Regions from separate parts of the Homo sapiens genome. Here region 2 is linked to region 1. Evidence: read pairs that join two places in POLR2A ChIA-PET (ENCODE). Cell type or tissue: B cell. All regions are shown on one strand. Links, peaks and the distances in the headings refer to the core of each region. The heading gives the core; the rest is flanking DNA.

Region 1 (5,370 bases), core at 140-5,139:
AGGTGAGAGCCACCACACCCAGCCCTCCTTTTCTTTCTTTCTGTTTTTTTTTTGTTTTTGTTGTTGTTGTTGTTTGTTTTTTTGAGATGGAGTCTTACTCTGTCACCCAGGCTGGAGTGCAGTGGCGTGATCTCGGCTCACTGCAACCTCCACCTCCCAGGTTCGAGTGAGTCTTCTGCCTCATCCTCCCCAGTAGCTGGGACTACAGCTGCATGCCACCAAGCCTGGCTAATTTTTGTATTTTTAGTAGAGACGGGGTTTCACCATGTTGGCCAGGCTGGTCTCGAACTCCTGACCTTGTGATCCACCAGCCTCAGGCTCCCAAAGTGCCAGGATTCCAGGCATGAGCCACCATGCCTGGCTGGGCCTCCTTTTCTTAAAGCAGTGTTTTGGTTTCTCCCACAGTATTCTGAAAAGGAGGACAAATATGAAGAAGAAATTAAACTTCTGTCTGACAAACTGAAAGAGGTGAGTGTGGTGGCACCCAGCGAGCTCTGGTTTCTCCTGGGGCTGGTCTTGAAGCCATGATAGTAACTCCTTTCTTCTTATCTAGGCTGAGACCCGTGCTGAATTTGCAGAGAGAACGGTTGCAAAACTGGAAAAGACAATTGATGACCTGGAAGGTATGAGGTTACCATCTAAATGTTTGCCTTGCCCTGCCTTCCCCTCTGGGACACATCCACGGACAGTTGGGGAATGTTTGTGGAGGGGCTGGGTTGGGCTTTGTTTGCCTTAGGAAAGTAAAGCGCATAGTGATGTCATATCTGGATGTCCTGGAACACTGGAATAGGATAATGCAAAGCATTCAGGCTTGAATGGCCCTTTTTTTTTTTTTTTTTTTTTTCTATGAGACGGAGTCTGGCTCTGTCTCCCAGGCTGGATGGAGTGCAGTGGCGCCATCTCGGCTCACTGCAACCTGCGCCTCCCGGGTTCAAGTGATTCTCCTGCCTCAGCCTCCCAGGTAGCTGGGACTACAGGCGTGTGCCGCCACACCTGGCTAATTGAATTGCCACTTTCAGGAGGTAAAATATCTCTGCTTAGTTAGTCCCATGAGCAAGTATAGAGAAAAGAGTATGGCTCTCTCTGATTAAAAAAATATTAATAATAAATTAAAAATCTCAGGCCAGGCGCAGTGGCTCAAGCCTGTAATCCTAGCACTTTGGGAGGCCGAGGCGGGCGGATCACTTGAAATCAGGAGTTTGAGACTAACCTGGCCAACATGGTGAAACCCCGTCTCTACCAAAAATAGAAAAAATTAGCCAGGCGTGGTGGTGCACGCCTGTAATCCTAGCTACTGGGGAGGCTGAGGCAGGGAGAATCCCTTGAACCTGGGAGGCGGAGGTTGCAGTAAGCCAAGATCACGCCACAGCTCTCCAGCCTGGGTGACAGAGCCAGACTCCGTCTCAAAAAAAAAAAAACTTCACAATTTCCTTCTGTTTGCTCATTTCTGATAGATGCCTTGCATTTTTTTTTTACATGCCTTGCATTTTTGCAGAAGCTCTGTCCCAGGGAGCTCAAAGCTTATCATAGTATTTAAAAAAAAAAACAGAAATACAGAAAGTGTAGGGACTGCAATAAAGACTAGTCTGCAAGTCTGGGGCCCACTTCTCCCAGAATTTTTTCAAGAGTTCCAGTGTTTAACATTCGGCCTCAGAAATTCCAGAATCTTGGGGTTCAAATGGAATCTTCCAAACTGCCCATCCCACCCAGAAAGGACACATTCTTCAGACCATATCTTCCAATGTTTTTTTGGGGAAGTGAGGTTCCCATATAAGGGAAAATGCCCCATTCCAAAATACGACCTTTGGACAGGGTGACGTCATTGGAAATCCGAAATAAACTGAGGGGTGGGGACCAGTGGGGGGAAGCTCTGTCACTTCTGGTTACCACTGTTTTGAAGCTTCATTGTGGCTAATCCCCCTGCAGAACCTCAAACCACTTAGAGATCAACTCCATAGATCTTTGGTTTTCTTCATCTGTTTCACATGGAACACAGCTTTCTCCTAGTCTGTGCTTTGTTTGCTCACGTGTTTTTTTCTTCCTCTTGTGGTTCATCTGTGGCACTCCATTCCGACCCTTGCCTTCTGTCCCCTGTACTTCTGAACTGTCTCCCTGGGGACCTCCGCCCTCTAGATGAGTTATACGCTCAGAAGCTCAAGTACAAAGCTATCAGCGAGGAACTGGACCACGCTCTCAACGACATGACCTCTCTCTGAGAGGCAGCCAGGTCGCTGCCCTCTGTCCTTCTCACATGGTGCCTCCTACGCCCCTGTGGGCTTCTAGGAGCTCCGGTGGCCTGCCTTCTGGTTTGAACGTCAGAGCCTTCTTCTGATGTGTCTGTGACTCTACAACCGAAATAAAGACGGGCAGTCCTCCTCTTCATGCCCCCTCATTCTCATTTTCTCCACTTGCTGCCTTTGAGCTGTAGCTGTGTGCCCTTAACCATAGCCTGAAACACAAAGTGGGTGGTTAGCCTCTCTCACTCACAAATGAAAAGCTTATTACAAAAAGAAAATTATGCCTACAGGATGCTTTTCTGAAGACGTGAAAACAAAAGCAAACTGGGCATGTGCTCTCAGATACCGCTGTTAGCTAACGGCATCTGCATGCCAATAATTTTTTTTTGTTTTTTTGTTTTGAGACAGGGTCTTGCTTTGTCACCCAGGCTGGAGTGCAGTGACACCATCATAGTTCACTGCAACCTCCACCTACAAGGCTCAAGCTATCCTCCCACCTCGACCTCCCAAGTAGCTGGAACTACAGGTGTGCACCACCACACAAGGCTAATTTTTGTACTTTTTTTTTTTTTTTTTGAGGCGGAGTCTCACTATGTCGCCCAGGCTGGAGTGCAGTGGTGCAATCTCGGCTCACTGCAACCTCCGCCTCCCGGGTTCAAGCAATTCTCCTGCCTCAGCCTCCCAAGTAGCTGAGATTACAGGCATACACCACCACACCTGGCTAATTTTTCTTTTGGATTTTTAGTAGAGACAGGGTTTCACCATGTTGGTCAGGCTGGTCTCAAACTCCTGACCTTGTGATCCGCCTGCCTTGGCCTCCCAAAGTGCAGGGATTACAGGCTTGAGCCATCACGCCTGGCCATTTTTGTACTTTTTGTAGAAGCGGGAGGGTTTCACTATGTTGCCCAGGCTGGTCTTGAACTGCTGGGCTCAGGCAGTCTGCCCACCTCACCCTCCCAGGGTGCTGCAATTACAGGCATGAGCCACCGCGCCCATCCCCAATGGTTTTTCCTTAAATAGAAATTGTTGTGAATGGAGGCTCATCCTTGTAAACCGCTTAGGCAGCTTAAGAGTCAACAGGGATTTGGAAAAACCAGCAAGCCTGTGTCAAAAATGAGGCTCCCCTTGAATGGGGCTTGAGCTACAGATTCAAACAGCGGCAGTGACATTTTGATCTCCATTTCCTCCTTTTCTTGTGTCTTTTCTCTGTGTTACACTGTGAGTGTGGTGACTGGGGCTTCCCGTGGCTTTACTCTTCACTGTTCATCCAGCTCCCAGTCCTGGGAGGAAGTTCACCTCCACGCCCTGCCCTTAGAAAACTGACTGTACAAGGAGTGAACGGGCCTCCATGAACAGGGAAAGTGCTGTGACGTCAGAAGACGTGAATTTAGAATTCTTTTCCCGAATTCCAGAATTGCCTGAGACTGCTAACATCAATCTCCATTCATATTTCAGTTAGTTATAACAGGAACCTTGCTTTAGTTTAGAATAGCTCTTAAGGTTGACCTGTGGGTAATAAAAGGTCATGCTTTTTCCTACATGAGGAATATGGAGAAAACAAGGTCACTCTTTTTTTTTTTTTTTTTTTTTTTTTTTTTTTTTTCAAGACAGGGTCTCACTCTGTTGCCCGGGCTGGAGTGCAGTGGCGCCATCTTGGCTCACTGCAACCTCCGCCTCCTGGGTTCAAGTGATTCTCATGCCTCAGCCTCCCGAGTAGCTGGGATTACAGTCGCGGACCACCACACTCAGCTAATTTTTGTACTTTCAGTAGAGATGGGGTTTCACCATGTTAGCTAGGCTGGTCTGAAACTCCTGGCCTCAACTGATCCGCCCACCTCAGCTTCCAAAAATGCTGGGATTACAGGCGTGAGCCACTTTGCCCGGCCCAGGCTATGCTTTGCTTTTTTTTTTCTTCTTTCTTTTTGAGACGGAGTTTCGCTCTTGTTGCCCACGCTGGAGTGCAGTGGCGCCATCTCTGCTCACTGCAACCTCTGCCTCACGGGTTCAAGCAATTCTCCTGCCTCAGCCTCCCAAGTAGCTGGGACTACAGGCATGCGCCACCATGCCTGGCTAATTTTGTATTTTTAGTAGAGACAGGGTTTCACCATGTTGGCCAGGCTGGTTTTGAACCCCTGACCTCAGGTGATCCACCCGCCTCGGCCTCCCAAAGTGCTGGGATTACAGGTGTGAGCCACTGCACCTGGCCCAAGCTATGCTTTTCTAATGATCAAAAACATACCAATTTGTCCCAAAATTTCAAATAGTGCATCTGGTTCTCCCCTGCATCCTACCACCACTACCACCTCAAATTATCACAGATAATTGACATTTAGATGTTCAAGCCACATCTTCCAGACTACCCCTTGAACCTGGAAATGGCATGAAAATCTCCAACTAGATCCTGAATTTTCGGTATCCATTGTTATTCCTCATCCTATTTTTTTGTCCAGGTGGGAAGCTCTGTCCCCATTACTCTCTCTATTCATCCATTCCTCCAAAATGCACCTCCCCTAAACCACCTCCACCTTTCCACCCTCAGCCTCTCCCTGCTCCTAACTGCCGTCCATCCTGAACTTCTGCAAAAACCATTCCCCTCACACATTGCCATATATATGCCCTTGGAAAGATTACAGACTGTGTAGGGGGCTGGTTTTTGTTTGGAGTCTGTGTGTTTGTCCCTGGAATTTCTCCAGGCATTTCTGGACTCCACCCTTTGAAGTAACTATGCAGCCTGTCTATCCAGTTATTCTACCTAACTAAGCACATAAGTGGAATTTCAGAGATTAGTGCTATGGCCGGGCACGGTGGCTCACGCCTGTAATCCCAACACTTTGGGAGGCCAAGGCAGGCAGGTCACTTGAGGTCAGAAGTTCAGGACCAACCTGGTCAACATGGTGAAACTCTGTCTCTACTAAAAATGCAAAAATTAGCCGGGCATGGTCATGGGGGCCTGTAATCCCAGCTACTGGGGAGGCTGAGGTGGGAAAATCAATCACTTGAACCTGGGAGGCGGAGCTTGCTGTGAGCCAAGGTCGAACCTTTGTACTCCAGCCTGGGCGACAGAGTGAGACTCCGCCTCAAAAAAAAAGAAAAGAAAAGAAAAGAGATTAGCACTATGGAGGTCTACACTATC
Region 2 (5,370 bases), core at 141-5,140, 220 kb after region 1:
CCCAGCTACTCAGGAGGCTGAGGCGGGAGTATTGCTTGAGCCTGGAAGTTGAAGGCTGCAGTGAACTATGATCGCATCTCTGCATTCCAGCCTGGGTGACCCTGTCTCCAAAAAACAAATCATCATCAGGAAACATAAAGTTCCCAACAGTGGCCAGGTGTGGTGGCTCACGCCTGTAATCCCAACACTTTGGGAGGCCTAGGTGAGTGGATCACCTGAGGTCAGGAGTTTTAGACCGAGTCTCCCTCTGTCACCCAGGCTGGAGTGCAGTGGCATGATCTTGGCTCCCTGCAACCCTGCCTCCCAGATTCAAGTGATTCTCCTGCCTCAGCCTCCCAAGTAGCTGGGACTACAGATGTGTGCCACCATGCCTGGCTAATTTTGCTTTGTTTTTGAGATGAAGTCTCGCTCTGCTGCCCAGGACGGAGTACAATCAGCTCACTGCAACCTCCACCTTCCAGGTTCAAGGGATTCTCCTGCCTCAGCCTCCCAAGTTCCCAAGTAGTTGGGATTACAGGCACCTGCCACCATCCCTGGCTAATTTTTCTATTTTTAGCAGAGATGGAGTTTCACTATGTTGGTCAGGCTGGTCTTGAACCTCAGGTGATCCACCCACCTCAGCCTCCCAAAGTGCTGGGATTACAGGCATGAGCCACCACACCCAGCTAATTTTTGTATTTTTAGTAGAGACGAGGTTTCACCGTGTTGGCCAGGCTGGTTTCAAACTCCTGACCTCAAATGATCCACCCGCCTCGGCCTCCCAAAGTGCTGGGATTACAGGCGTGAGCCACCGCACCCAGCCAAGGCTTGCAGAGCTCTGAGGGTAAAGTCACCTAACTAGTTCCAGGCAGGGCTGAGAATGTGACTTCATGCCCGGTGCTCTTTCTCCAACATCATCATTGGCTGGGACTTCACGAGGACAGATACCTGTGCAGGCAGATGCCAACCAGATAGCAGGTTCATAGGACAACAGCAGGAGCGGGTCTGTGCTCCAGGCCCCCTCCCAGTGCCAAGCCTCTCCTGCACAGAGAGATTCCACAGTGCCTGAGATCCCCTAAAAGGCTCATTCACTCATCTTCACAATCAGCCAGCAAGTACTGTTGAACACTGACAAATGCCATCTCATATTCTCAAAAGGAAACTGAGGCTCCGAGAGGTTAAGTGGCTTGCCTAAGGTCACACAGCTAATGTGGCAATTAAAATTCTTCTAGGTCGGGCACGGTGGCTCATGCCTGTAATACCAGCACTTTGGGAAGCCAAGGCAGGAGGATCACTTGAGGCCAGCCAGGAGTTAAAGACCAATCTGGGCAACACACTGAAACCTCATTTCTCTTTTTTTTTTTTTTTTTTTTTTGAGACAGAGTCTCGCTCTATCGTCCAGGCTGGAGCACAGTGGTGCGATCTCGGCTCACTGCAACCTCCACCTCCCGGGTTCAAGCAATTCTCTGCCTCAGCCTCCTGAGTAGCTGGGACTATAGGCGCTCACCACAACGCCTGGCTAATTTTTGTATTTTTAGTAGAGACAAGGTTTCACCATGTTGGCCAGGCTGGTCTTGAACTCCTGACCTCGAGATCCACCCGCCTCAGCCTCCCAAAGTGCTGGGATTACAGGCGTGAGCCAACATTCCCGCTTTTTTCTTTTCTTTTTTTTTTTTGAGACAGGTTCTCACTCTGTCGCCTGGGCTGGAGAACAGTGGCACGAACTCAGCTCACTGCAGCCTCTGCCTCCCGGGTTCAAGCGATTCTCATGCCTCAGCCTCCCGAGTAGCTGGGATTACAGGCACGTGCCACCACGACCAGCTGATTTTTGTAGTTTTTGTAGAGACGGGGTTTCACCACGGTCTCTTTTCACGCTGGTCTTGAACTCCCGACCTCAGGTGATCTGCCCACCTCAGCCTCCCAAAGTGCTGACATTACAGGTGTGAGCCACTACACCTGGCCCACAAGACCAGCCCACGAGACCTCATTTCTGTAAAATAAAATGAAAAGTTCGTGTTCTTTCCATGCACTGGCAGCTCTCTGCATTGGTTCTGCTGGCCAGGCACTCTGCTGAAATGTTTCACGCTGCCCTGGGAGGTCCTCAGTGGGTGGCCACTGTCTTTACATCACTTTTGTTTCAACAAATCGGGTCCACAGCTGGGCCCAGGGGGACACAGAGATGAGTCAAGGGAGGCCCCTGTCTTGAGGGGTTCACCGTCTGGGGAGGAAGCCAGGCGGGAGAACAGCTGGTTACCACGATGTATGAGTTTCCTGTGGTGGCCGCAACAAAAGACATAGACTGGGTGGCTTCCAACAATGGAAATGTATTCCCCACAGTTTTGGAGGCCAAAAGCCCAAAATCAAGGCATCAGCAGGGTTGGTTCCCTCTGGAGGCTCCGAGGGAGAATCTTTTTTTTTTTTTTTTTTAGATGGAGTCTCACTCTGTTGCCCAGGCTGGAGTGCAGTGAGTGCAATCTCGGCTCACTGCAGCCTCTGCCTTCCAGGCTCAAGCGATCCTCCCACCTCAACCTCCCGAGTAACTGGGACCACAGGTATGCGCCACCATGCCCAGCCAATTTTTGTATTTTTTGTAGCGAGGGGGTCTCACTTTGTTACCCAGGCTGGTCTCAAACTCCTGGGCTCCAGTAATACTCCTGCCTCGGCCTCCCAAAATGTTGGAATTACAGACGTGAGCCACCACACCCAGCCATCTGAGAAAGAATCTGTTCCCTTGGCTAGGTGCAGTGGCTCAAGCCTGTAATCCCAGCACTTTGGGAGGCTGAGGCAGGCAGATCACTTGAGGTCAGAAGCTCAAAACCAGCCTGGCCAACAGGATGAAGCCCCATCTCTACTAAAAATACAAAAATTAACCGGGCATGGTGGCATGCACCTGTAATCCCAGCTACTTGGGAGGCTGAGGCACAAGAATTGTTTGAACCCAAGGGGTGGAGGCTGCAGTGAGCCAAGATCACGCCACTGCACTCCAGCCTGGGCTACAGAGGGAGACTCTATCTAAAAAAAAAAAAAAAGAAACAAAAAGAATCTTTTCCCAGTTTTGCTGCTGGTGGCTCCGGAGATATCCCTGGGCCTGTGGCTGCCTCACTCCAATCTCTGGCCATCTTCACATGCCCTTCTTCTCTGTGTTTGTGTTCCTGCGTCCTTTCTCTCCTAAGGACTCTTGTCGCTGGATCAGGGCACACCTTAATCCAGGATGGTCTCACCTCAAGACGCTTCATGATGTCTGCAGAGAAACTCTTTTTGTTTTTGAGACAGTCTCACTCTGTCGCCCAGGCTGGAGTGCAAGGGTGCGATCTCGGCTCACTGCAACCTCCACCTCTCGGATTCAAGTGATTCTCCTGCCTCAGCCTCCCAAGTAGCTGGGACTACAGGCGCAAGCCACCGTGCCTGGCTAATTTTATATTTTTAGTAGAGACGGGGTTTCCATGTTAGCCAGGCTGGTCTTGAACACCTGACCTCAGGTGATCCACCTGCCTCGGCCTCCCAAAGTGCTTGGATTACAGGCGTGAGCCACTGTGCCCAGCCAAAGAAACTCTTTCTAAATAAGGTCATAGTCACAGGTGCCAGGGATTGAGACTCAGACATTTCTTTGTGGGGCCACTATTTAACCCATTACTCATGGATTGAATTACTCATGGCAAGACCCTGTCTCTACAAACAAAAATCAGCCAGGCATAATGGTGCACATCTGTAGTCCCAGCTGCTTGGGAGGCTGAGCTGGGAGGATGGCTTGAGCCTAGGAGTTTGAGGCTACAGTGAGCCATGACCGCGTCACTGCACTCCAGCCTGGATGACAGAGCAAGACCCTGTGTCAAGATAAATAAATAAATAAACTATGGATTATTATTATTATTAGTTAATAACAATATATTCCTCTCTGCTCAGTAATTGTCACAAATGCACCACACTAATGCAAGATGATAATAGGAGAAAGGTTGGGGTGGTGCGAGGGGTGCTACCTGGGAACGCCGTGTACTTCGTGCTCAATTTTTCTGTAAACCTAAAACTGCTGTAGAAAATAAAAGTCCAGACCAGGCGCTGTGAGTCACGCCTCCCAAATCCCAGCACTTTGGGAGGCCAAGGCGGGCGGATCACTTGAGGTCAGGAGTTTGAGACCAGCCTGGCCAACATGGTGAAACTCTGTCTCTACTAAAACAAAACAAACAAACAAACAAAAATTAGCTGGGCATGGTGGCGGGTGCCTGTAATCCCAGCTACCTAGGAGGCTGAGGCAGGAGAATCCCTGGAACCCGGGAGGCGGAAGCTGCAGTGAGCCAAGATTGAGCCACTGCATTCCAGCCTGGGCAACAGAGCAAGACTCTGTCTCAAAAATAAACAAATAAATAAAGTACGTTAGTTAAGGGAGGTTGAAAAAAAAGAGAGAGAGAGAGACAGGCAGAGACGACGGAGCTTCACAATTGGAAATGGAAAGAAAGGAACGCTGGTCGGGGGCGCAGTGAGCGCAGAGGGGAATGTGCTTGGTGTGTTTCAGGACCCAAACAGAGACAGTGAGAGAGGAGGAAGGCAGAGAGGTACCTCAGACAAGCTGCAGGTGCCAGTGAGCAAGGCTCAGAGGCCCAGGGGACCAAGGTGCTCTCTGACAAACTAGAGGGATGCTGTGGTCAGAGGTCTTTTTTTTTTTTTTTTTCTTTTAATTAGACAGAGTCTTACTCTGTCACCCTGTCACCCAGGCTGGAGTGCAGTGGCACGGTCTCGGCTCACTGCAACCTCCACCTCCCAAGTTCAAGCGATTCTAGCCTCTTCAGTAGCTGGGATTATAGGCACACGCCACCACGCCCGGCTAATTTTTGTATTTTTAGTAGAGACAGGGTTTCACCGTGTTGACCAGGCTAGTCTCCAACTTCTAACCGCAAGTGATCTGCCCGCCTCAGCCTTCCAAAGTGCTGGGATTACAGGTGTGAGCCACTGCGCCCAGCCGACGGTCTTGGCCAAAGCAAAGGAACAAACAAACAAAAACCCTTCCCGGCAGCTGCCCAGGCATCCCATATCCTTGAGGAGAAATTCCTGATTCCCTTAATCTTTCCATCATTATCATACGGGGAAACTGAGGCCCAGAGAAAGGCAATTCAATTCCCAAAGCACACAAGCAGGCCCATCTCCCAAGCGCTGGTAGAGAATTCAGTGTCACACAAGATGTCACCTACTTCCACAACAAAGAAAAGAGCCTGTGTGAACTCACAATAGCCATTTGGGGTAAGGTACTATTCTTATCTGCATTTCGAAGATTGAGGAGGCAAGCCCAAACAGCCAAAGCCACTGGTTCAAGGTCACACAGCGCGTGCTCAGTGGCTGAGGCTGACTCGCAGCCATTTCAGTGGCAACTGCAGAAAGCAAGTTTGTATTCAACTTGAA

Evidence for each region. Peaks named below come from ENCODE experiments on the same cell type or tissue, not always from the same donor. Only the 100,000 strongest peaks of a DNase experiment are listed, where the experiment ranks them.
Region 2: POLR2A ChIA-PET joins it to region 1 with 8 read pairs; 4 of 35 experiments call an interaction of 5 or more read pairs at or near these places.

The regions. Positions count from the first base shown.
Region 1 is chr19:16,093,131-16,098,500 of GRCh38, forward strand. TPM4 (tropomyosin 4) reads left to right here. Exons shown (of 8, transcript NM_003290.3): 6 at 406-468; 7 at 554-623. Among named protein-coding and RNA genes, the nearest start is that of RAB8A, 16 kb to the right of the region's middle. RefSeq lists an enhancer at 849-1,722 and a silencer at 4,057-4,254. In B cell, for the core only: no CTCF peak of the experiment used is centred there; a DNase peak (open chromatin) is centred at 2,126; H3K27ac peaks cover 840 bases.
Region 2 is chr19:16,317,512-16,322,881 of GRCh38, forward strand. The region is part of intron 1 of KLF2-DT (KLF2 divergent transcript); the gene reads right to left. Among named protein-coding and RNA genes, the nearest start is that of KLF2-DT, 4.5 kb to the right of the region's middle. RefSeq lists an enhancer at 2,091-2,170. In B cell, for the core only: no CTCF peak of the experiment used is centred there; DNase peaks (open chromatin) are centred at 2,170 and 4,570; H3K27ac peaks cover 1,108 bases.